Linked DNA regions of Mus musculus: all the other regions are linked to region 1. The links are chromatin loops, found by intact Hi-C in ENCODE. Cell type or tissue: left cerebral cortex. All regions are shown on one strand.

What was found. Hi-C counts contacts between places; a loop is a spot of excess contacts. Peaks named below come from ENCODE experiments on the same cell type or tissue, not always from the same donor. Only the 100,000 strongest peaks of a DNase experiment are listed, where the experiment ranks them.
Region 2: it touches region 1 in a loop (2.2-fold over the local background); 3 of 42 quality-filtered maps call a loop at or near these places.
Region 3: it touches region 1 in a loop (2.3-fold over the local background); 2 of 42 quality-filtered maps call a loop at or near these places.

What each region holds. Positions count from the first base shown.
Region 1 is chr15:31,261,577-31,269,576 of GRCm38, forward strand. All of the region lies in intron 2 of Dap (death-associated protein), which reads left to right. Gm41285 (a long non-coding RNA gene) reads right to left here and starts at 1,876. Exons shown (of 2, transcript XR_875099.2): 1 at 1,509-1,876. In left cerebral cortex, a CTCF peak has its summit at 3,480 (motif pointing left); a DNase peak (open chromatin) is centred at 3,477.
Region 2 is chr15:31,172,831-31,180,830 of GRCm38, forward strand. No RefSeq gene overlaps it. Among named protein-coding and RNA genes, the nearest start is that of Gm26416, 18 kb to the right of the region's middle. In left cerebral cortex, no CTCF peak of the experiment used is centred here; a DNase peak (open chromatin) is centred at 3,918.
Region 3 is chr15:31,030,565-31,038,564 of GRCm38, forward strand. No RefSeq gene overlaps it. Among named protein-coding and RNA genes, the nearest start is that of 4930430F21Rik, 4.6 kb to the right of the region's middle. In left cerebral cortex, no CTCF peak of the experiment used is centred here; no DNase peak of the experiment used is centred here.

The DNA.
Region 1 (8,000 bases):
TTCCTGCTAGGACAGAGGAGAGAGATGACATCCTCCATCTCTCCAGATACTGAGCAGGAAGCACTCCAGAGGTAGCACAAACACTTCCTAGATTATGATCGTAGAAGCCAGCTTTAAGGCCCTGCATATTGATAAACCCAAAATGAGCCAAGATCAATGAGCATCATGTCCGGTCCGCATCAGGGAAGAGGGTGGCAGCTCTGCCCGAGGCGCCAAGTGCACGTAGAAGCAGACCGAGGGGCTTTGATTCCAGTCTGTACCCAGCCTGCCCTGCTTACTCCATGCCTGGCCACCACACAGCCTGCTGTAGACGTGATAATAGCAGGTCACCTTGTGAGATGAAAACTGCCCTCTTTTGTTTTTTAAAGGGAGCAAAATTGGTGATGTGTTGGGGTTTTGTTTTGTTTGTTTTGTTTTTGTTTTTGTTTATTACTTTGTTCTTTTCTACTAACTCTGGAAAAGGCCCAAGAGCGTGGTGTGATCTAAAGAGGCTCCTAAGTTCCATCTCCACACAGGCAGCCGTTGAGTTTGCATATCTCCAAACCAGGATGGCATCTGATCTGTCACCTTAGAAGCGGGAGGTGATTGATGCTCTCAGCTCTCCAAATCCCTCTCCACCATTTGTGATGAAGGGGATACAGATATATAATCCTGTGGAACCAGCAATGAAGAGGTCAGAAAGACCTCATACTGGGTGTGAACTCTGTGTGCCAGACCTTGATCCAGCTGTGTTAAACTCTTGGCCGTGGTTTGATTCTTCCTAGATGCATAGCTTCCTTGGCAGAAGGAGCCCCGAGGAGGCAAAACGGTCATTGTTTTCCACTCATTGCTGGGTTCTGACTCCTGAAGACCTTTGATCTGGAGATGGAAGCAGCTGCAGATGGGGGAGGCTGCCTGGGTCTGACCATCTTGTCCTTTCTGGTGGAGACTCTATTAGGACTTGTCAGGTCCTTCTACTTTTAGGAGCCATGGTTCAGTTCAATCCGAAGCTACATACTTTGTCCTTTGAACTGTGGACACCCCCGCCCCCCAGAAACCATCTGCTGTAAAGCGTGACCCTTGAGCCTGAATTTTATTTCCAGATATAACGATTAATACTCGTGTTTTCAGCGCCTGCCTAATCACCATTGACTGTTCCCTGGTACTTCCTTATAATTGAAATTCAAAAGAATGCGCCTAAAAACATCCGTGCTTTCAGAATCAAAGATGGGATAGCTTTAAGTGTGTTACTTAGTGAAATCAGGTAACTTGTAAAGCTTTTAATGCACGGATGGTTTTACCCACAGGCTGTTGATCACACAGATTATTCTCAGGCCGCTCGGGTAACACCACGCAGGCGGTTCCGACCCAGTGCTAGGAGGCTCTCCAGACCTCACTGCAGACAGGTCCAACTCCCGACTCAGCGAGTACAGGGGCTGCCTCCCGCCAACCAAAACCCTTCACCACAGGGCTCTGGGGCTCAAAAGGAGGGCCCCTGCCCTACGGCTTATTTTTAAACGTGTTCCTACCTTTGGTGTTGGTCCACAATCTTCCTAAAAGTTGTCTTCCCTGGAACACCAACAGAGGAAGGCATCTTGTCCTGTTAGGAGTAGTGCGGGTAACAGGCAGATGGGCCTTCCCATTCAGAGCTCAGAGGAGCCTTTCTCCTCCTGATTCCTGCCAGTCCTTGGGTACCAGTGATGCTTAGGGTGAAGAGTGAGGACCCGTGGACATCCTGACACTCCTCAGATGAGCGCAGAGAAGCCCAGAAATTCTCTAGTCAAGAAAAAAATGAAGGAGGAAGATGGAAAAGGAAGGAACGAGGGACAAACTCCTCTTTTTACAGATTGACTTTTCTTATGCGTGTGGGTGTGTGCACACAAATGCAGTCCCACCCCACTCCCCACCCCACCCCCACCCCCACCCAGAGACCAGAGGCATTGAGTCCTCTGAATCTGGGACTACGGATGGCTGTGAGCCACCCAGTGTAGGTGCTGAGAACCAAACTTTTCATTCTCTTAACCATTGAGCCATCCCTCCAGCCCCCAGGAGAAATTCTTGCGTCACAGTTCAGGAAACAAAATTAATTCCATTGTTGCCACCACATGTGAGGTTGTGAACAGGCGTGTGCTACATATGGCCATAGGTTTGTTCATTTAAAAGACTTGCAGCTATTGCACGAGATGGATCTCGTTCCCGTTATACAGACGGATAATAAGGCCAAGAGGTTCCCCATCTGAACCCAGAACCTCTGTCTTCATAACCCATGCCCCCTGGTGCCCAGTCACACACTGCGTTCTGTGCTTCTGAGTGGTTAAAGACTGTAGGAAAAGCAGCGCTGGGCTCACATGCCCAGGGGTCTCTCCTCTGTGGTGAAGGTAGTGTGACTCTTGGCCACCAAGATCACTACTGCATACAGAGTCTGTGAGTGTCTTGTTAGGGTTTTACTGCTGTGAACAGACACCATGACCAAGGCAACTCTTATAAGGACAACATTTAATTGGGGCTGGCTTACAGGTTCAGAGGTTCAGTCCGTTATCATCAAGGCAGAGACATGGCAGCATCCAGGCAGGCATGGTGCAGGAGGAGCTGAGAGTTCTACATCTTCATCTGAAGGCTGCTAGCAGAAAACTGGCTTCCAGGCAGCTAGGATGAGGGTCTTAAAGACCACACCCACAGTGACACACCTACTCCAACAGGGCCACATCATCTTCTAATAGTGCCACCCCCTAGGCTGAGCCTATACAAACCACTACAGTGAGGACAGATTAGTCATGGGCTAGCATTGATGTTCGTCTTCTATGAAAGGAAGGAGGAGGAAGAGAAGGGGTGCAGGTTTCTGACTGTAAAGAGCTTACTTAGCCCAAGAGCAACTTTCTGGAACTGTCCACAGGCAAGGTGAAGGCCACACCCCTCCTGAAGCAGCTGGTAGCGTCCTGAGTATGGTAAGGCACCAACTAGAAGCCAGGGGAGCCCCATACAAAGCCCTGGGAGGTTTAGCTTCCCTGTGTAGAGCAATTAGACTAGGCTAGACCCTCGAGATCCAGTGAGCCAAGCAACTAAAGAAGAGCACATTAGAGCAACAAGCGGGAGTTGCAGTATCACATGTGACCCTTGTCCTGGCCACCTCTGAACCCTTGGGAAAACAAGCTGGCCCTGAATCTGGGAGTCCTACAGGAGGGAACGGGCACTTAGGACGAATTCCAATGACAAAACTCCTCACTGCAAGCCCCTGCAGTTAGACCAGACTGAACATGAGCCACGTGTATGTGCTAGCCTAGCACCTGCTCGTGAAAAGCACGGAAAATGCATGTGCCTAAGGCAGAGAGGGCTTGGGTCCTTCTATCAGGATAGTCACACTGAAAGTACCCAGGTGGAGTTCTCACCAGACAGGCTTTGACGCCTCAGAAGCCACCCACTGGCCACAGAGAACACTGGGTTTCCAGATGCTGTGCCTGGCCACAGCCTTCACCAGTTCTGAGAGGACCAGCAGCACCATCTGGTGGGGACATCAGGCAGGCAGCAGGCAGGGAAGCCGCCTTAGCAGGCAGATGTGAAGACTGCCTTCACAAAGCCCTGTCTGGGTGCAGCGGAGTGAGGCAGCAGCCACCTCTCACCAGCCATGCTAATGACTGTTCAGGCGCCTGTGAAATTAATAACCCCAATAATAGAAGACCAGGCCAGGAAGCTATGAAAAGGATGGAGAGAGGCAGGGAAGGACTCGTCTTCCATCTGTTTGCTTCGAGATGCTTCAGGAAACACCCCGGGGGGAACTCTGGGAGCACACGAGGCCACAGGTTCAAAACTAAGCTGAACTAAAGTTCAGGGACCTGCTTCCAAGTTGTCCTAACTCTGTGTCCATGCAGAGGGCATCCAAGAAGAGCGGACCCCTCCCAGGTCACCTGCTCGCCTCTTTCTGTCTGTCCTAACAAAGCTGCTTCTTCCCACCACTGAGCCCTGACCTCAGCGTGGAGTCCTCGGATCAGTCACAGATGTGCATACTTACAGAGCTCAACTGTGACATCCTGGATTAGCACTGTCCCGCCCCAACACAAGTGCACACATACGCACACACACACACAGTCCCCAGCATACAGTACAGCTGTGCCCCCCCCCCAGGCCCTTAGCATCATACTAACCCCTGCCTGGGGCCACAGAGCCCTCCCTGCACTTGGGCCCCTCACAGGTAAGAGCTGTTCCCATCAGCTTTGCCTGCCATGTGGGAAGGCGCAGTCGATTTCATCTGAGGTGAGGACATGATTTGGCAGTCCCGTCTGAAGGACCACGATGTCCTCCCCAGTCGGTGTGATCCCCACCAGTCAGGAAGCAGTAAGGCATGCACTAGCAGTGCTCACTGGTGGGACCGACTGTGCCGACTTCTCGTCATTTGCCTGGATGCTCACGGCCAGCCTCCTGGTGTTGGGGCAGCCTGGCACTCCTTCTAAATGTGCTTCCGGTAAAGGAGGTCTCGGCTGCAGGCTTGCTCTCAGGGAAAACACCTGCTCACTCAGCTGCTAAGCCTCTTCCTAGAAATTGACATCAAGACTCTGATCCTCTGCCCGAGTCACCAGGCAACTTCAAATTCTAGGGGGAAGTCCTGTTCCGAATGCCCGTGTACCTCCATACCGGGATGGCTCCTCCCAGCTTGTCCTGGAGCCTTTTCTGGGCGTCACTCCATGCAGCTGGCCTGTCCCATCCCAGCAACAGTCCCTCGGGCTCTGTCTCCTGCTTGGGTGGCAGAGCTGGTAGCCCATCGCTGACAACCCCCTACGTTCCCCGGAGCCAGGCTGGTACCCCCTGCACCCAGAGAGGCCAGAGCTAGGGCCCAACTACGTCTTTCCACTGCCCTTGGGCACCATGTCACTTTCATTTGCATCTTGACTTCAGTGAGCTAAGACCTGAAGTAGCAACTGTTAGACCAGGTCAGACAGACAGACAGACAAGTAGAGCGAGGCCTGGAGAGCTCCCCTTCAAGTGCAGTCTGTGGGTCTGTGATGACATCTGTTTTGATTTAAGACCTGAATCTGTCACCTGGGGAAAATCTGCACTGCCCAAAGAGCATCACCGGGCTCCGTGTACCTTACTCCATAGGGCAGGAAGTTAGGACAGTCACTATCAGAATCCTGTCTGACCCTCTCGGTGGAGAGAGCTTGTCACTTTAGCTTCTCAGAGAGATTATTACTAACAAGGAAGCTTATGAAGTCTTAAAACCATGCAAAAATTACATCAAGTCAACAGTAGATTTTAATATTCATGACATGTTGGGATAGTTGCATTTTGTGTATAATTGAGTAAAATATTGAAACTTATTTCACAAATTGCTAACCTAGGATTCAGGGGAGTTAGGAGTATGTGATATAAGCCTCAATTATGTCAGCATATCCTAAGGTCACTGAGCCCCTAGGCATTGTGGGTGTTTTATCCTGCCTTCTGCTATTTCAGGGTACCTGCAGGATAAAACGTTAAGTGTTCAACAAGAAATTGTAGGGAGTCACAGAGGACGAACTTGTGGCTCAGTTGACCCTGTTGAAAGTTTGACGTGGTCCTTGACCAGGAAACCTTAGCGACCTGAGGACACGGAGCAGCTACTCCAGGCCGGATGGGACAAAGCAGGAGCCAGCAGTGGCTAGGAAGCACTCTAGGCGCTGATGGAAACTACCTCCTCCTGGCCTTGAAATCTTTAATAAGTGATTTTTAAAGATTGGAGATCTGGAGGCCAAGGAAGGGCAGGAGTGACGGTTGTTTCCTGACAGAATAATGGTGAGCCTTCCGAACCATATCTGTCAGGAGGACTTCTGTCAGGGGAAAGGAAGCCCCAGAGTAGTTCCCGTGTCTGTAGAACCTCAGACTTACAGGAGTCAAAGCACGGTGCCACAGGGTTCTCAACCGTGCTCTATACCATGCCACAGAGTCCCTTGGTTGTGAACTTTTCATTTAAGGTATCCTGTCTGCAAGTCTTAAGAGTTACTTTATAAATGTAAGAGACAGTTACTCAGAAATTGAGGGTGTGGTTGATGGTCTTCAGAAAGGTCAGTGTGAGCTTGGGAGGTCTTTTGGCCAAGCTTGATAGAAGTTGGCAGTCAACAGACCCTGCCTAGGATGAGCCCCGTGCCATAGGTGGCATCACCAGGCAGTGTGGAGAGGCAGCATACTCTGAAGGAGACAGGGCCTCTGGGGAGATGAGGATGCTAGCACAACACGTGCGTGTTCTGAACCTCACTGACCTGGGTGCTTCAGAAATAGGCAGAGGGTAAATTCTATTAACTGCTGAACTAGCTACAGTTTCAAAGTCACCTTAGAAGGTCTGAAACTCAGCTTTTAGAAGACCTTTGCTGAAAAGCAAGCCCACCCAGCCTCCCCCATTCCCTCCCAGAAGACCTGCACAGACAGCAGGACTCTGAACACACTTGTGTTAATTTTGGTTTTGTTCTAAGTTTAGGTTTTTTTTAAGGCAGTTTCAGGATTCCAGCCTGACCTTTCCTCCACCTCCCAAATGCTGGGATTTCAGGTGCGCACCACAACGCTTGGCTTGCTGATTTCTTTTGGATCAGCATCAGATGCAGCTGAGGTCTTAGGAATGGCCGTCCTTTATCCCCCAAGGCAGTCAGGATGCTCATTGGTTAGATGGTGGCTGTGTACTGTCCCTGCTGCTGGGTCAGAATCAGCTGAACTTCTTGCTCACAATGGAAGTTCCAAGCTTCCCATTCCGAATTCCTTTGACTGCCACTACAGACCTTGGGTCACACCAACCACTTGGCAAAGTCACAAATACCATCTCCACCAGAACAAATGGAGTCCCGCTGTGGCTTCATAGCCAGAGCAGGGCTGGTGTGGCCACAGACGTCTCCTCGGTCATTGTGACAGGATTACTGTGAACCTAGAGCCTGGTGGCTCCTAGAGACCATGGTGGCACGGGGAAGTAGAAGTATCTTGATGTGAGTTCATCACTAGGCATATGACGTGGACATTAAGTGCAAGAGTGTGTGTGTTTGGTTTCGTTTTTCAGACAGGGTTGCCTGGGACCGGGTTGGCCTGGGATGTACAGTGTGACCCAGGCTGCCTCTGAACTCCAGCTTCCAACGCTTGTGCTTCAGTTCCCCTAGTGCTAGGGCCGCAGGGCACCACGGTCTCTGGCCAGACTGCACATTTTAAGACATCTGATTGGCCTGGAGAGATGGCTCAGTGGTTAAAAGCACTGATAGATCTTCCAAATGTCCTGAGTTCAATTCCCAGCAACCACATTGGCTCACAGCCATCTGTAATGGAATCCGATGCCCTCTTCTGGTGTGTCTGAAGACAACAACTGTGTACTCACATATATGAAATAAATTGTTTTAAAAAGAGACGTATGGTCAAAATGTATTTGAAAAGATAATATTTGAACTATTTACTTCATGTTTTGAGTATTTACTAATTTTTAATATTTAATATTTAATTATATTTAATATGTTAATCCAATATAAAAATTTACTATTTCCCTCTCCAGTTGGCAATGTTTACTCCTTCTCAAATTCCTTCCCACAGGGTCTCCGGGATATTAGTACCCCACTGAGGCCAAGACTGTGAGGAGCATTGTCCTCTGTTCCTCCTGCCTCTAGTCAGTTTCACTCACAGTGTTCCAGAAGTGCCCTTCCCTACCCCCAACATAAGGAGCTACATGGTACAGGGCACTGTCCCTGTGAATATCCTGAGATAGGGCAGTGGCGTGGCCAATGGCAGATGCATTTATAGGATTCCGCTATCAGGCTGAAGAGATGGCTCAGAGGTTAAGAGCACTGGCTGCTCTTCCAGAGGTTCTGAGTTCAGCTCCCAGCAACCACATGGTGGCTCACAACTATCTGTAATGATGTCTGATGCCCTCTTCTGGTGTGTCTGAGGACAGCTGCAGTGTACTCATATAAATAAATAAACCTGATATTAAAAAAAAAAGATTCAACCGTCAAGGACAATGTTGTCCTTGGGCCTCCTGTCCTTGGGTCCTCAGAGCCTGTGACCATTGTGCCCCCCTCAGCCGTCCCTGT
Region 2 (8,000 bases), 89 kb before region 1:
TAATTAAAAGACCTTGTTATCTGTGTCCTGCCTAATTAACTGGGAAGACCATACATGATACTAATTTTTTTAAATACAAATCGTGGTCTAGTGACATATCTAAAACCAGACCACTTAAAGTGCTAGAGTGTACTATGACTTGCAAAATAAATTGCTCATTCTATTAAGTATCTAATAACTATTTCATAATCTTAAGTATTTCTCTGCAGTATTGAACATGAAACAACAATATAGACCTTTATTATGGAGACGTTTTTCTTCAAACTCCAGGGGATGTTATATTTACTCACCAGGTGCCTTAAAACCTTTCTGAAAACTCAGGGATCAACCCCCAATTTCTTCCACATGTAAATGGATGACAGGGTACCTCTCTGTTTCTTTACTAAGGAAGAGCTGACTAACTTAAGGAATCAGCCAATCAGAGCAAAGATGGGATGGCGCCTGTGATGGGAGAGATAATACCAGAGCCTTGACTCCGGTATTGCCCTTTAAATTCAGTACCCTAATGTCGTGTACTTTTTCCCATTAAAACTTGATTCTCTGTGATTTCTAAGTCTCAACATGGCCTCTAATCCCCAAAGTAAGCTTTTATCACAAGAGCTGGAGGTAAGGAGCTACTGAGCTGTGTCCACTGAGGCTGGCCCTCAAAGCCTCAGGGTCTAGCACCTGGCAGCTCTGTGCAGGGCAAAGGGAAGGAGCATCTTCCCACCCCCACAGCCTACCTTTAGCTCTGCACACCTGTTATGCTGGAGGAGGAGCAGGTCAATAGAAATTAATTAAAAGAGTTACTTAAGCATAAAAGTGAAATTTACCAAGCAATTTCCCACTTCTTGGTGAAAGTCGCATCCTAGGCCAAGTCTCCTGAACAAGTGGCTTGATTCTGTGATTTAACAGTAGGGTGTTTCATAGCTCATCCCGTCTGCATTCATTTTCACACTGACTGAACAAATGCAATTAGCTTGCAGTGAGCCAAGTAATGGTTTTCTTCAAGGATTGAGAGCACTTTCTTAGACTCTAATGTGTACAAACGTCTGCTGCGGCTGCTTCCACCTGGGCTCCCGATAGAGCAACTGCATGTCTTTTCCACTGGACCAACACAAAAGTTTTGTTTTCAAGGAAATACTACTATGGGACCCAAGAGCCAGGTGAGATTAGGGGGTAAAAAGCCTGCCTGTCATGCCTGGGTTGTGCCTAGAAAGAAAGGGAACTAGCACTGGCAGGGGAACAAGCTGGGCTCTGCCCTGACTTGCTGCCATACAATAGGTGAGTACTCAGGAAACTCAGGGATCAGGTCACTGTTGGATCACTCACCATCCAATGAACTTATCAGCACTGTATCTGTGACATTTGTGTCAAAGCCTCGAAATGTTTACCACAGAGCAGTCCCAGGGGTCACCAACGGTCTGTGAGGAAAGCAAGTGTGGTGTGTACACACAGTGGAGTGTACATTCAATACCGTGAGAACCTGCATTGTTAAGCAAAGGATAACAGTTCCCAAAACGTAGCGTGTTAAGAAGGCTGTTTTAAACCGATGTTCAACAACCGAAGAGGGAATCACCAATAGCAAGAAACATGAGCAGAACTAGAAATTATCACAATAAGTGAAAAAAATCTAGAATAAGGGGGAAATGAAGAAATAAAAAAAAGGAAAGATGAAAAGAAAGAAGAAATTTAAAATAATTTTATTTCTATCTTTGTTGTATCTTGGATGGGGAAGTTGACCTTTCCTGGAAAGGATTTTGCATACAGATGCCAAAGACTTCCTAATTAACACAACATCTAATGCTGAATTGCATCGATTTCTAAGGTATAAAAACTTTACGAGAAAAGTAAGCTATAGTTCTTAAAAGACTCTTGTAGGAGCATCACAGCAGAGACGCTGAGACAGGGAAGTAATAGGCAAAAAGATGGCAGTCCCTGAACCACTAGCCTCAAACCGCAGCAGTAGGGGTGCTGGGTCTCAGGGTGCCTTGTAGAAGCTCTTATATTTATGTAATGAATGAAGGGGGTTGGTGGCTGGATGGATGAATGGAGTGAGTGAGTGAACGACTGAAACGTTTACTCATACCATAGAGTGAGAGTCTAACTTACTTTGTTAAGCAAAGGACAACATTCCTAAACTATGGAGTAGCTGTTTGATAATGTTTATCTGACCAGAATAGCAGCAAACACCTTTAACCCCAGAACACAGAGGCAGAGAGAGGCAAGAAGATCATAAGTTCAAAGCCAATCTGGTCTACATAGAAAGACCCTATCCATGAAGAAGGAGGAAGAGGGAGAAGAGGAGGAGGAGGAAGAAGAAAAGAGAAAGGGTGTAGGGGAAGACTGAACGTGGGAACATACTAGCTAAAGTGAAATTCCTCTATTTCTGGGAGGGTCACAGGTGGGACACTGTGGTCTGTGGCTTGAGAGACCGAGTTTGACATAGACCATGGAAGCAAACCAATCAGAATTGGAATGAACTTCCTAACAAGGATTTTAAAAATTATAAAAGTCATCTATATATGACCTTCTGCAAGACCCCCCCCCAAAAAAAGCCCACAATGTCTTACAAGGCTAGGTCACTTCACCATTCAATTCTTGGAGAGTGACAACCAGTGGAGAGATAATGACCAAGGTCAACCTCAAGCCCATGTGTCCGGAATCAGTACCCAGCGTTTGTTCTCCTGTTAGAGGTGCTTTCCAGGACTCCTGCAGAAAAGCCAGGGGCCACACTGTCAGGTCTGAGTCCTGAGTAACTCAAACAGTGGCCACGGGGATACAGCAGAGTCTTTTAGACTGTGTTCTCCATTGGATGTGTCACGTCTCCACATCAAGGTGTGGGATATATATTATGACTTTAAGGAGCGGAGCCAGGGCACCTGAAGCTTCGAGTGAGTGAGTGGGAGGTGTCCAGTGCATCACATCTCCTCTTCCTGACTAATGTTCTGCTCTGCTCTGCTCTGCTCTGCTCTGCTCTGCTCTGCTCTGCTCTGCTCTGCTCTGCTCTGCTCTGCTCTGCTCTGCTCTGCTCTGCTCTGCTCTGCTCTGCTCTGCTCTGCTCTGCTCTGCTCTGCTCTGCTCTGCTCTGCTCTGCTCTGCTCTGCTCTGCTCTGCTCTGCTCTGCTCTGCTCTGCTCTGCTCTGCTCTGCTCTGCTCTGCTCTGCTCTGCTCTGCTCTGCTCTGCTCTGCTCTGCTCTGCTCTGCTCTGCTCTGCTCTGCTCTGCTCTGCTCTGCTCTGCTCTGCTCTGCTCTGCTCTGCTCTGCTCTGCTCTGCTCTGCTCTGCTCTGCTCTGCTCTGCTCTGCTCTGCTCTGCTCTGCTCTGCTCTGCTCTGCTCTGCTCTGCTCTGCTCTGCTCTGCTCTGCTCTGCTCTGCTCTGCTCTGCTCTGCTCTGCTCTGCTCTGCTCTGCTCTGCTCTGCTCTGCTCTGCTCTGCTCTGCTCTGCTCTGCTCTGCTCTGCTCTGCTCTGCTCTGCTCTGCTCTGCTCTGCTCTGCTCTGCTCTGCTCTGCTCTGCTCTGCTCTGCTCTGCTCTGCTCTGCTCTGCTCTGCTCTGCTCTGCTCTGCTCTGCTCTGCTCTGCTCTGCTCTGCTCTGCTCTGCTCTGCTCTGCTCTGCTCTGCTCTGCTCTGCTCTGCTCTGCTCTGCTCTGCTCTGCTCTGCTCTGCTCTGCTCTGCTCTGCTCTGCTCTGCTCTGCTCTGCTCTGCTCTGCTCTGCTCTGCTCTGCTCTGCTCTGCTCTGCTCTGCTCTGCTCTGCTCTGCTCTGCTCTGCTCTGCTCTGCTCTGCTCTGCTCTGCTCTGCTCTGCTCTGCTCTGCTCTGCTCTGCTCTGCTCTGCTCTGCTCTGCTCTGCTCTGCTCTGCTCTGCTCTGCTCTGCTTGCCCGCAAGAACTGCTGAGCTGGTCTGTGCCTTGCCGCAGGTGTTACAGGCAGCTCTGTCACTAAAGCCAGGATTGCTGAATCCTTATTCCTGGCAATGAGGCGAGAAATAGAAAGCGCACAGCTGGATTTTCCGATCACAGGTGGGGTTTGCAAGGCTTAGGGGCGTGCAGGGAGTTGCCTTTTACTGTGCTAACTGAACAGCCAGGCTGGAAAGCAAAAGCCATAAAATCGAAAAGGAAATCCCACGTTTCTTTGACTGCTTCCACTTCTCAGTTGGGAAGATTCTTGAAGGAAAAAAAAAAAAAAAAGAAGCGGCAATTTTGTTTGAGGTAATTAAATGAGACAAGCAAGAATCCCCCCAAAGTGAAAATCGTTGAATATAAATAATTTCAATACAACTCCTGTCTTCTCTTTACAGGCAGACTATAAATTTCCTGAGACTGGGGAGATGGTTGTCCACTTCCTTTATTGTCCAAGGTACAATTTATAGGCACACAAACACACACAGCAACACACACACACACACACACACACACACACACACACACACACACACACGGCAGTGATACATATTTACTTTTGGAATGAGAGGGGGAAAAAAGGAAGGTGGGCATAAAACAAACATAAGTGGTATATGAAATTAAGTGTTTGTACTTAATACATTAGGAAAGAAATGCGTGCAGCAGATGGGACACGGACTTCAGATAAGGACTGGGTTCAAGTTCTGGCTCAGTCACCTTCTGTTTCCATGAACCTACGCTAATGACTCTGGGGACTCTTGTGCCCCTGCTCTAAGATGGCTTCCTATCTCCTGGCAAGTCAAAGCCAATGCTATACCAGGAACTGAAAAGTTGGCTGCAGGGTCATGGGCCTGTAATCTCAGTACTTGGGAGACGGAGCACCATGAGTTCAAGGCCCACCTGGATCAACAATGAGTGAGCTCTTGGCCAACAGAACCAAACAAGAACTTGAAAGTTTTCACATAATCCGCCACTTACCTCCCTGAGCCTGATGTGTCTCATGCCGGTGCACATGACATCACTTTGGGTCACTGACTGCCTTGTTCTCTGTTTCTTAGTTTCCACTTGCTTCATCACCTTTCAGTGGACTAAGAAGCTGGGAAGCGTAATTATGAAAGGGAGTTGACACCCCACCTCCCTTATGCTGAAACTGCGGATGCGTGCCTACACTGCTGGCTTTGAAGGCCACACTTATGACAAGGAAAAACAATACAAAAAGTTTCTAACTCGAACTAAGGAGGATGAGGCTACATGAAGCAAACCAGTAAACATCCAGCAAACCACAGACGTACACTTGCACAAATGCAAAGACACCCCTGTTCTTCCATAGGAACATTGCATAAGTAAAAAAATCATTCTCAGTCAATATGTAAGTCTAACGTGATTCCTGTCTTAAGTTACCAGGGATCTTATGTGCACCGGTGCAGTCAGCTTGAGTTCATCAATAATAACCTCGAGTCCCAATACTGTATCGGTGCCACATTATGGAAGAGTATCCTAGATTTGACTTTTCTACTTCACTCTCCCATGTGTCATCACCCTGCCTGACTGCCACATGAATCTGAATCTGTGCCTGCCTGAATATTGTCTTGTGAGTCTGTCTGTCCTTGTCTGTGTGTGTGTATCTGTCCCTGGGTGTCTGTCCCTAACAAAGGGGTTTTCCTCTCTCACTTGTTGAGCAGCAGAGGAAGCATCACATGGGGAAGGGAGTGGGGATATTTTACAAAAATCTTGACAGATTTTTACAAAAACTGACATCCCTGATCCCAAATGACCCAGATCTCTGCTTCTCTCTCTCTCTCTCTCTCTCTCTCTCTCTCTCTCTCTCTCTCTCTCTCTCTCTCCCTCTTTCTCCCCCCCTCTCTCACACACACACATGTGAGAGCACATTCTTATCTATCAAGTAATATGAGTACTGCTTTCTGTGTTTATGGTGAATATTCATTTTATAAGGCCAGCAAACGGTTTTCATAACACACATATGTACACACATACACTTGGATCGGGGCATGGAAGAGCACATAAGTTAAGATTACAACTGTTCAGTGGCTTGGGTTGTAAAAGTTGGTTATGAGTGAAATCTAAGGCAAGTAAGGCTGATCGTATCATTGTTCCCTTAAAGGCAGGTTAAATAAGCAGGCAGAGCACACAATAGGACAGCGGGCTTAAGTCTTAAGTGACCTCAAAGTGTGTTGTTAACCCTGGCTGTGAGGTCCCAAGAAAGTTCCAGTCTTTTAGACTGTAGAAGATGTTTTTGAAAACTGCACCACCACAGGCCAGGGAGTCTGATTATACAGTTCATCTGAAATGATGAGCAAGCCTGGCATTGAGAACGAAGAGCAATGGCAAGAGCTGAGGGCAGCCAGACAGCTCAGGTCCTAAAGCACAGAGCGAACCTCTGTCATTCAGACAGACAGACAGACTCAGCGTAGAAGAGAGAATCCAGAGACAGACTCACATGACTAAAAACTTACCACATAATATAAAAAATGACACCTCACTGAGCATAGACCAGCAGAGACTATCTTTCTCACAGGTGACATTGGGGTGGGGGGAGAAGTTGAATATTTACTTTGGATAAATGTCCAATGATATAAGTATTTAAGTGTAAACAAAAATATATAGTAAAAGAAAAAGAAGATAGATTTCTCTTTAACTTGAGAATAAAAACGATTTCCCTGATTATGATCTGGAACCTAGAGGAGATAAAGAACATATCTGCAGGGGGAGGAAGACCCCACTTTCTCATGAGCATCAGAGTATTGATTCTGTACTCCCATCATGCTCCAGTGAAGGCCACACCCCCAAAAGTACACGTGCAACACAATTGGATTTTATGGGTTAAAAAAAAAAAAGCGTCTACAGAGTTGGGTGGGTAGGGACTGGGCAGAGATAGAGGAGAGTATGTATGAGCAAAGCACATTGTACAAAATCTCAAAAAAAAACTAATTAAAAATCATAGAAAATTAATTTATTTAATTATCTTTAAACATCTTTTTATTTCACACACATATTTGACAGTTATAATATTGTGATCATATTTTCCCCAACATTGTTCTTTCTTTATGGCTAAATAAAAAAAAAAAACATGTGAATAAAGTTAAAGTGATAGTCAATACACTAAGAAAAATACAAAGAGCAATGAACTTAATTTGTAGTTCTAATAAAGAAAGAAAAGACCAATGCCAACACCAGCAGTCAACCGTGGAAATATCAGCAGGACATTTGTGGAGAAGTGAAGACAGCTGACTCACTGACAGACAACAAGATGCTCTGCTTTGCTATAACAAGACAAGTGCCAATTAAAATTGCCCCAATATCCCATCGGATGGAAATGTATCAGATGTTAAATGCATATGCTTATAACAACTCAGACAGAAAAGCTTCCTTGGTCATCTGTGCTGAGTGCTTGAGAGCCAATCATTGTAGCAAATGTCAACAAGGGGGAAAAACTCACCCAGCACCCTGACTTTCTTAAACGCCTGTCGTTGGGTGCACTCAGAGATGTGATCAACGGAACCTTCTCCAGTTCATGAATAAAGATAAATTGAGTTTAAAACATCAGCCCTTTGCAATCTCTAATGAAAACCAAACTGACAAGGTAAGTACCGTTAGCCCACTTTCAGGATCTAACCCAATGGGATACTGACAAGATTTTGAAAATAAAAGTTCCAACAGCTATTCATTGCAACATCTTTGGTTTGATGCACAGAGCTTAGAACAACCCAGTTGCATAAGAACCAAATTCTCAGTAAGTCATCCGGGAATCACAGTACCACATGGTGCTAAGGTACGATGCAGCTCTGTAGAATGACAAGTATATGTGCATTATGAGATGATTTCTGTGATCAAGTATGAAGAGGAAGGAAGGAGAGATTGGTGAGTAGATTGGACTAAAGAAGAGGGGGGGGCATGAGGAAGGAAATATGGAGAATTCACTTATATTCTTCTAAACACAAAAATATAAGCATTTGTCACCTATAGGCAGAAATAACTGAATAGAGTAGGTAACAGAACTGAAGGGATAGAAAGAGAAGCCACGGGCTGGTGAGATGGCTCAGCGGGTAAGAGCGCTGACTGCCCTTCCGAAGGTCCTGAGTTCATATCCCAGCAACCACAT
Region 3 (8,000 bases), 230 kb before region 1:
AGTAGCACTTGGCATTGGGGTTAATCTTAGCCTATGAAGTAAGATCTTTCAATACTGGATCAATTGTAATGTTAGTGCTTTGACCCTTATATGACAATCATGGTTTAGCAATAAAAAAATCACAGTTATAAGAGTAACACGTGACAATGATGGCAATCTAGGTGAAGTCTGACCAATTACAACCCCTTTCGTAATAGAAGTGCTATTTTTAAAATGGAAAGGCAGAGTTTGAATTCCGAAGCAAAACAAACAGTCCCATAAAGCTTTGTGTATTTTATGTCTTGTTTCTCTTCCCTCGGCTCCCCTTTGAGCCTGTGGTGCTGTTCCCCTTGTTCCTGAGAATTCTGCCTCTGGAGGAAACATTCCTGTCTGAAGAAATTAGGTGCTGTCACATGGGTACAGGAAGATAGCCCAACCCTTGCCTAAATGGCCACTGTTTTATCAATACTCCCTCAGACCAGTAGGGACACTATGGCCAGTACACTTCCACCTCTGATGCAGAGGAGTCTGTGGCCAGCCTATTAACAGAAGGTGAGCATTACCAGCTGACTTTCCCATCCAACAGAAAGCCATGCTGTATCCTCCATAAGACCAAAGAGGAAAGTAAGTCAAGTTTCCAGGAATCCCATGATGTAAATTAGAAATCACTGGTTGGAGAAATGTATTTTTATAACTCTGCTCTCCAAAGCCCTCAATCCCTAAAACTACCAGCCATTACACAGCTTCCTTTATGGCAAACAACCTGTGCAGTCTCCGAGCTCCTCACAGACTCTGCTTGCCATTCTAGTAACTACTCAACTAGTTCTCCTGTCTGTGTTTGGACATCAAATTATACCCAGACTGTGCTTACGTTTGAGAGTGCATACTTGACTATATCTGAAAAACTGAGTGTTTCTGAGTCTCGTTTATCCAGAAGTTCCCACACAAACAAACTAGTATTTAAGTCCTTATTAAGAGAACTGGACCTTGGGTTGCCAAGGATTCGTTCAGGTTTTAGATAAGCTTCTGCTGGTGTGCACTTCAAGCCAGGATCTCACTGGTAGTGCTGTGGAGAAGGCTCTGTGGGCAGAGTCTCCACACAGAGTATCCCCCTGTATTCTGTAAAACTCAGTGGAGGTATGGCCAGAGCTATTCTTGACCTTACAAGGAGAAGAGAACAAGCTGTCTTGCTGGAACATGAACTACAACAGAAACACTCCAAGTTGTAGAGATGCGCGCCTTTCATTATAGAACTTTCCTACTTTGGTGCCACCAGGCCTGTAAACCCAGATACTTGGGAAACTGACAAAGGAGAATGACAAGTTCAAAGCTAGCCTGAGCAATTTAGTGATATCCCATTTCAAAGTAAATGTGATTTTGTTCAGTGGCAAACCATTTAACCACTGTACATGAGGATCTGGGTTCAATACCCAGTAAAGAAAAAGAAATCGTGTGAAATATGATTTATGTAAATCAGTAGCAGTGGCTGCCAAGTGAATTACGGAGGCACCTAGACATCCTTCTGAGGATGTGTGCCTGGGTTTCCAAAATCCCAGCAATATAAGACCTATCCTTAGGCTTAAAAAAGGGGTAACTCACTCCCTTTGAATACTTGGATCACCAACGGTGGTGGTAAATCCAAGAGGAATGTTGAAAAGGCCTTTGGAAACTGAGACTCATAAGATACAAAGCTGAGTATCATCTCCCTAGGGTAGAGAGTTGAAGAACTGACATGAGTAGAAAATACATTTGTTTCAAGTATGTAGAGAAAGAATCCTAGAATGGTGAAAGTCCTGGGGAAGTGCTTCAGACTTCAGGGAAGGAGGCTGAAGGAGAAAGCACAGAGCATTATGCTACTGTCAAAATCAGGGGAGGAGCGACGCTCAGAAGAGGGAACTGGAAATCTCCCCAACAGGTGCCCAGGATAGTGAGGCAGAAGATGGATGAGAAACAGCCTTTGCAGGGCATGTGGAACCTTGGAGAGTGGGTGCAAAAGCAGGCAAGTTGAGTGACGAACACTGGTCAGAGACAACCAAAAGTGGACAGAGATCCGCTTTGGGTTAACTGGGAAAACTTGCAAACCATGGAGCAACGCTAATTCTCATTGTGATGGTTTGACACACCTCCAGTCTGCTGTGTTTTAAGCTTGAGGACCATTTTAACACTTGTCTCTCTGTCCTGCTTACTATCAGGTGTCTCCTAGGAGCTCCAGACTCACTTTGAAAAGAGAAATATGTTCAGTATTATCATGCAGCTTTTGGCAATATTACATAGCTAACAAATTTCATAGTTAGTCATAAAATTGGGATGTTTTAACTTGGTATATAATTAGTGCTCTACCAAGCACAAAAGTCATATGGAGACAAAAGTGTGACCAAGATACACCCTTTACTTAGCCCCACAGCTTCTTTATGTAGCAGTGGGAGCAAGATCAGTCCTTAGCTCCTTAGGGTTAGGGATCATTCTACAGGCTTCCTCAACAGAGATAGTTAACACTGCACCCTACATCATGGTGACTGCCATCCTGGCTGCTGTTGCCATGGGTTTCCAGATTCCCACCCTTCACACCCATCTCACCTAGCTCTTGACAGAGCCCATGCTGCAATGTCAGGTAAGAAGTTCTTGGCTGGGACAATAGCTTCCTCTACTCGTGCATTCAGGAGGAAAGCAAGTGACCATTCCTAATGACTGCAAAGAATCTTTATGCTCATAATGGAGTTCAAATAACCACATAGTTCAATCACATAGATCTTCATGAAATAACGTGCAAATCTGGCAAAACCATGTGTATACCACCTGAGTAGCCTGTCATTAATGAAAGAACTACTATAATACCATTGACTATTTTTGTTGCTTTAAAATTTTTTGTTAGTTCTTTGGGAATTTCATACAATACATTTTGATCATACCCCCCCCCATTACTGGTCCACCCAATTCTATATTATTTTTTTTGTTAAACCCATCAAGTCAAATATTTCTGCCTGAATACTCTTTGATGTATTATTATCCATACGGTCAACTTACCAGGGGGACCACATGCTCAAAGAAAATTTTCTCTCTCCCAGCACCTAGTTATTACCAATACCTCCTCAACTAGGGGTAGGACTTTCCACATGTTGAGATTTGATCCAGCTTGAGTTTGGGCAGGACTTGTGCATGCTTTCACAACCCTTATGAGTTCATAAGAGCACGTGCCCTGATGTATAAATACCACGTCCTTATAATCATTCAGTAGCTCTGAGTATTAAAACCTTTCTGCCCCGATTCCATAATGACTCTGAGCCTTGTGAGTAGAGGGATTGATGTGTCTCGTTTAAAGCTGAGTATTCCATCACCTCCCATTCTCTACACATGACAAGTTGTAGATCTGTGTTAATCATCATCTATTGACTGCAAGAAGCTTCTCTGAAGAGGTTGAGAGATGCAATAAACTATAACAATAGAGCATTAGAAGTTGGCTTAATAATATATCCTGTTATCAGAGTAGTTGTAATAGGTTAGCTCCTAGGGCAGTGGTTCTCAACCTGTGGGGCACAACTCCTTTGTGGAGGTCAAAAGACATTTTCGAAGAGGTCACATATTAGATATCCTGTATCTCAGATAACTAGAGTATGATTTAAACAGTGCAAAATTACCATGATGAAATAGAAGCAAAATAAATTTATGGTAGAGACTCACTACAACATGAGGATATTTTAAAGGTCCTCAGCATCAGGAAGGTTAAGAATCACTGCCCTAGGGCCTATGTCCTGCCTTGACTCAAATAACAAGGTCAAGTATGAGTGTCATCTTGAGGAGTGGTCCTTAAATTCAATCAGAAGGTTGTCAGCTACTCCTGGAACAATTATTTCATCATTGTACCAGAGGGAATGTCTACCAGGCCAATCATTGTTACCACTTGTAGAGGTCTACAACTAGGTATGACTGATGGTTACTCCTGTGGTACAGTATATAGCACCTTCTAGCACTGTAGAGCTAGTCAGTATGAATTAAACACACAGTTAATACCAATTTGGTTTCTACACATTCCATCAAGTATTTGGTGGCTACAACGATATGGTATCGTTATCTATCAGTGCGGAAGGATAACCAATACTGTTGGCAATAGCCTGGATTTCCTGGTGGCCTATGATACCTCACTGGTCAACAATTCCAAAAGAGGTAGCCCATTCCTTACCCTGGGATTTTTATTTGTTAGCCTGTAGTGTCTATCAGAGGCATTGTGATCTTGTTATAGAGTAATTGCATTAAAAACTCTATCTATATATGTGTATGTATATATATTATTGATATCTTTCGCAGTAGTAAGTTTTCTTACGACTTTTTCCAAAGGTATTTAGTGCTACTTATTTCTGAAACCAGAAAGAATTCTTTTTAATTCTTAAAATTTAATGAAAATAAAAGTGTGACATACCAAAATCTATGGGACACAATGAAAGCAGTCCTAAGAGGATCATCTTTACCTAAAAATATATACAAATAAGTTTGTTTATAAATATACAAAAGCCAAAGACCACGTAACAAAAAAACCCACCAGGCAAGAGAAACCCTCTATTGAGTTACTGGTATGAGTTATTCAAGATACTCCCAACACATTCTAGATCATTATTATTGCCCTCGGTTACCCCACACTCTCTGAGATGGAAGGTAAGTCTCTCTTACTGAAGACTCTATTGCATTTCAGACATGGAGCCTAAAGAGTCCTGAACTAGAAGAGGCCCCTTAAAGACTTCTCCATACAACTATCTTTTATGGTACAAGAAGGTTCTATGCAAACTTCCAAATTAGGGAAGAAAGCAACAGTCCAATCCAGTTATGATGCTATGAGCCTCAACAATAGGCAGTGTGGAATGATAACCCTTAGCATGTGATAATGATGTGTATGTCTTAGCAGTAAATAACAACTCTCTAATTGGACTTAAGACTAGCTCAATGAGATGAGAATCATGCCTGGTCCTGGAAAACCGCCTCGGGTGATTGAAGTCATGAATCTGGGAGGAGAACCTTCACTCTACTAAACCAGCATAATCCTTACAAACATTCTAAATATTTCTCCTTATACTCAAGCTAAGTATAATCGTCCTTCCTCATTTAGAAAACGTCTCTTTGCAACAGACAGATCATTACAAAAAGCCACAATCAATCAAAATTCAGAGTTCCTGAGTCTAATCCCAGCTTATATACCTACAATGCAGTGTCTGCACCTAAGGCATGAGGAGCATTGTGCAAGAGTGAATAGAAAGGTTGTAAAGGGCAGAAGGATGGGGAGTCTCCTGGGTGGATGTCTCTTGGAAAAGTCAGAAGCCATACTCATAAAGTCTCACCATCATAAATATCTAAACATGACCTGGACAGGGATGACATCAATATATGGTCAAGACCATGCAAACCTCAATCCCATACAAAGAACTATAGACAACTAAGGCATGCCAAAAGTGGGAGAAACGGTCTTCCCAGGGAAGAGTACCCCAATAAGTTATCCAATGCCAAATGGTCAACCCTGAAAGTATACATGCAAATAATAGTATACAGACTGAGCCAGCTGTATTTGTTTATTTATGAATATATATACACACATGAGTATATGTATATGACTATACTTTCATATGAATGAATATATTCATATATATGCATATGAACACACATATACATATACATATGCGCATGAGTTGGGAAAAACCATTTCTCCCCCTTTCAGCATGCCTTAGTTATCTCTAGTTCTTTACATAACATTGAGATCCCATAATCTTTTCCCCATCTGCACATATGATTGATTGTTCCTGGTGCAAGTTATGATTCTGACAGAAACCTTTGTGCCAGAGATGCCCTCCTTCTTACTCTGTCTCTCTGTCTCTGTCTCTTTTTTCCTTCTCCCCCTTTCCCTTCCCTTCCCTTCCCTTTCTTTCTCTTCCTTTCTTTCTTTCTTTCTTTCTTTCTTTCTTTCTTTCTTTCTTTCTTCCTTTCTTTCTTCTTTCTTCTTTCCTCTGATTGATTGGTTAGTTGGTTGGTTGGTTGGTTGGTTGGTTGGTTGGTTGGTTGGTTGGTTGATTGGTTGGTTGATTGACTGACTGATTGATTACTTGATTGACTGACTGATTGACTTATTGACTGATTGATTGACTGATTCACTTACTTCATTCTGATTTAACACATGTGAATCCATGCTAATGACAACTATCTTCAAAAAGGAAGGCCATCAACCTCCATACCCAAAGTGAATCTGGAATGCAGACTGTTCCTGCTTTTGCAAGTCAATTGTATGGCACTGAAAGTAAGTGGGTCCTCTGGAAAGAACACTAAATAACTGGCATCCTTTGAAACCTGTTGGATCTTGGGGTTCTTCCTCCAGCACCCCCAACCTTCAGGCTCATGTTCCTCACAGGCCCAGCTGCAGTGACTGCAACAGCCCTGTTCACCAGAGGTGCCACAGTATGGTGCTATTTCCCTTCAGGCTTAACCCAACCTTTAGCAAAGTTCTCCAAAGCTAATTAGCAAGTAGGTGATGGCATAGAGGTGACATTGGGAAGAGAAGGAAAATATCCCATGAATCCTCACTGAGGCTGAGCTCATGCTGCTTCTGTTTGGCCCACACTGTGGGCTTCACACTGACTGGCACCTGCAGGTCAGATGCTAGAGTGGGTGTGAAGACATTTTAGATATTCATTGTTGATAAAGCTCTCAGTACCCACAGAGGGCACTAAAGATGCTGCTGCTGTGGTTTTTAGGGCACCATCTCCAAGCTGATAGCTGCCAAGAAAAACTATGCAGAACACAGTTCAGGTTAGGGCATCTTTGAAGTATGAAAAACAGCTGTCCTGGGATCGTAGAAGAGGCAGATAATTAGGAAACTCTTTGCTCTCAGAGGCTCCATGCATGGAAGAAAGTAAACAGAGCTGCCAGGTTGGAAGTTGACATTACACAATGACAATTTAGCTATAAGGATGTGAGGACGTCTCTCTGGAGCACTGCAGCTGTCACAGTTCTCGTCTTGCATGTAACCAAAACCCGAACCCAGATTGCAAGAAACAAAATTGAATCAATTGACAGATGTAGATGAAAAGTCCAAAAATGGTTAAACTTTGGGCTTGGCCAGACTCTCGGGGACCAAAGTCACCCTGGGCTCGTTTTCCTCCAGCTCTGTCTCCAGCTGTCTAGGTTTTCATCTCCAAGTTCAGAGGTAATAAGATCTCCAAGAAGTTTGTGCTCCCAGCTTGGAATCCATTAAGAATAAGCCCAAGAAGCCTCAGCAGAACACTTGGGTGTCTAACTATTGTCAGGTCATGAGCTCATCCCTGAATGAATCCTTATGTATTGAAGAATGGAAACCTCTCAAGACACAAACTGTGCTTTTATGAGATTCATCAAGTGCAAAGCACCACACCAGAGGCTTCGCTGTGCGGTTCTTAAACGGATTTTGAGAACAACTCCTAAGAAATATCTTTGCTCTTTCTGATCTTCTAGGCAATAAAGAGAGGCTCGGAGAGATGAAATGGCTTGTCCAGAGGGCTGGGGCAATGGCTCGGTGGATAAAGTACTTACTGCACAATGTGAGGACCAGAGTTCGAGTCCTCAGGAACCACATAAAAAAGCCAGGCAAGCATGGTAACTGCCTGTAGTCACCGTGCTCAGAAGTCCTGGCGTTGTATCTGCCTGGAACTGGCGAGCTATAGCTTCAGTGAGAGATCTTGCCTCAATAAAAATGAATAGCAATTAAGGAATATACCTGACATAAACTTGAGTTTTCCATATGAATACACATGCACACACATATGCATGCACTCATACCCAAATAACTTCTCCAGAGTCACAGAGTAAGTGATGGGATTTAGAGGGCAATACTGGACATAGAATTCTTACAGTCGAATCACACTAGAGCTGCCAAGTCCAAAGCAGAGTGGTCCACAGGATACTCGACAGGTAGTCAGCACTTTCCACAGATACACACTAGTTTGTCAGACTGATTAATAAAGTAAACAGCAAGACAGGCCCTAATATTTCAGCTGCCTCTATACTCCCTATCA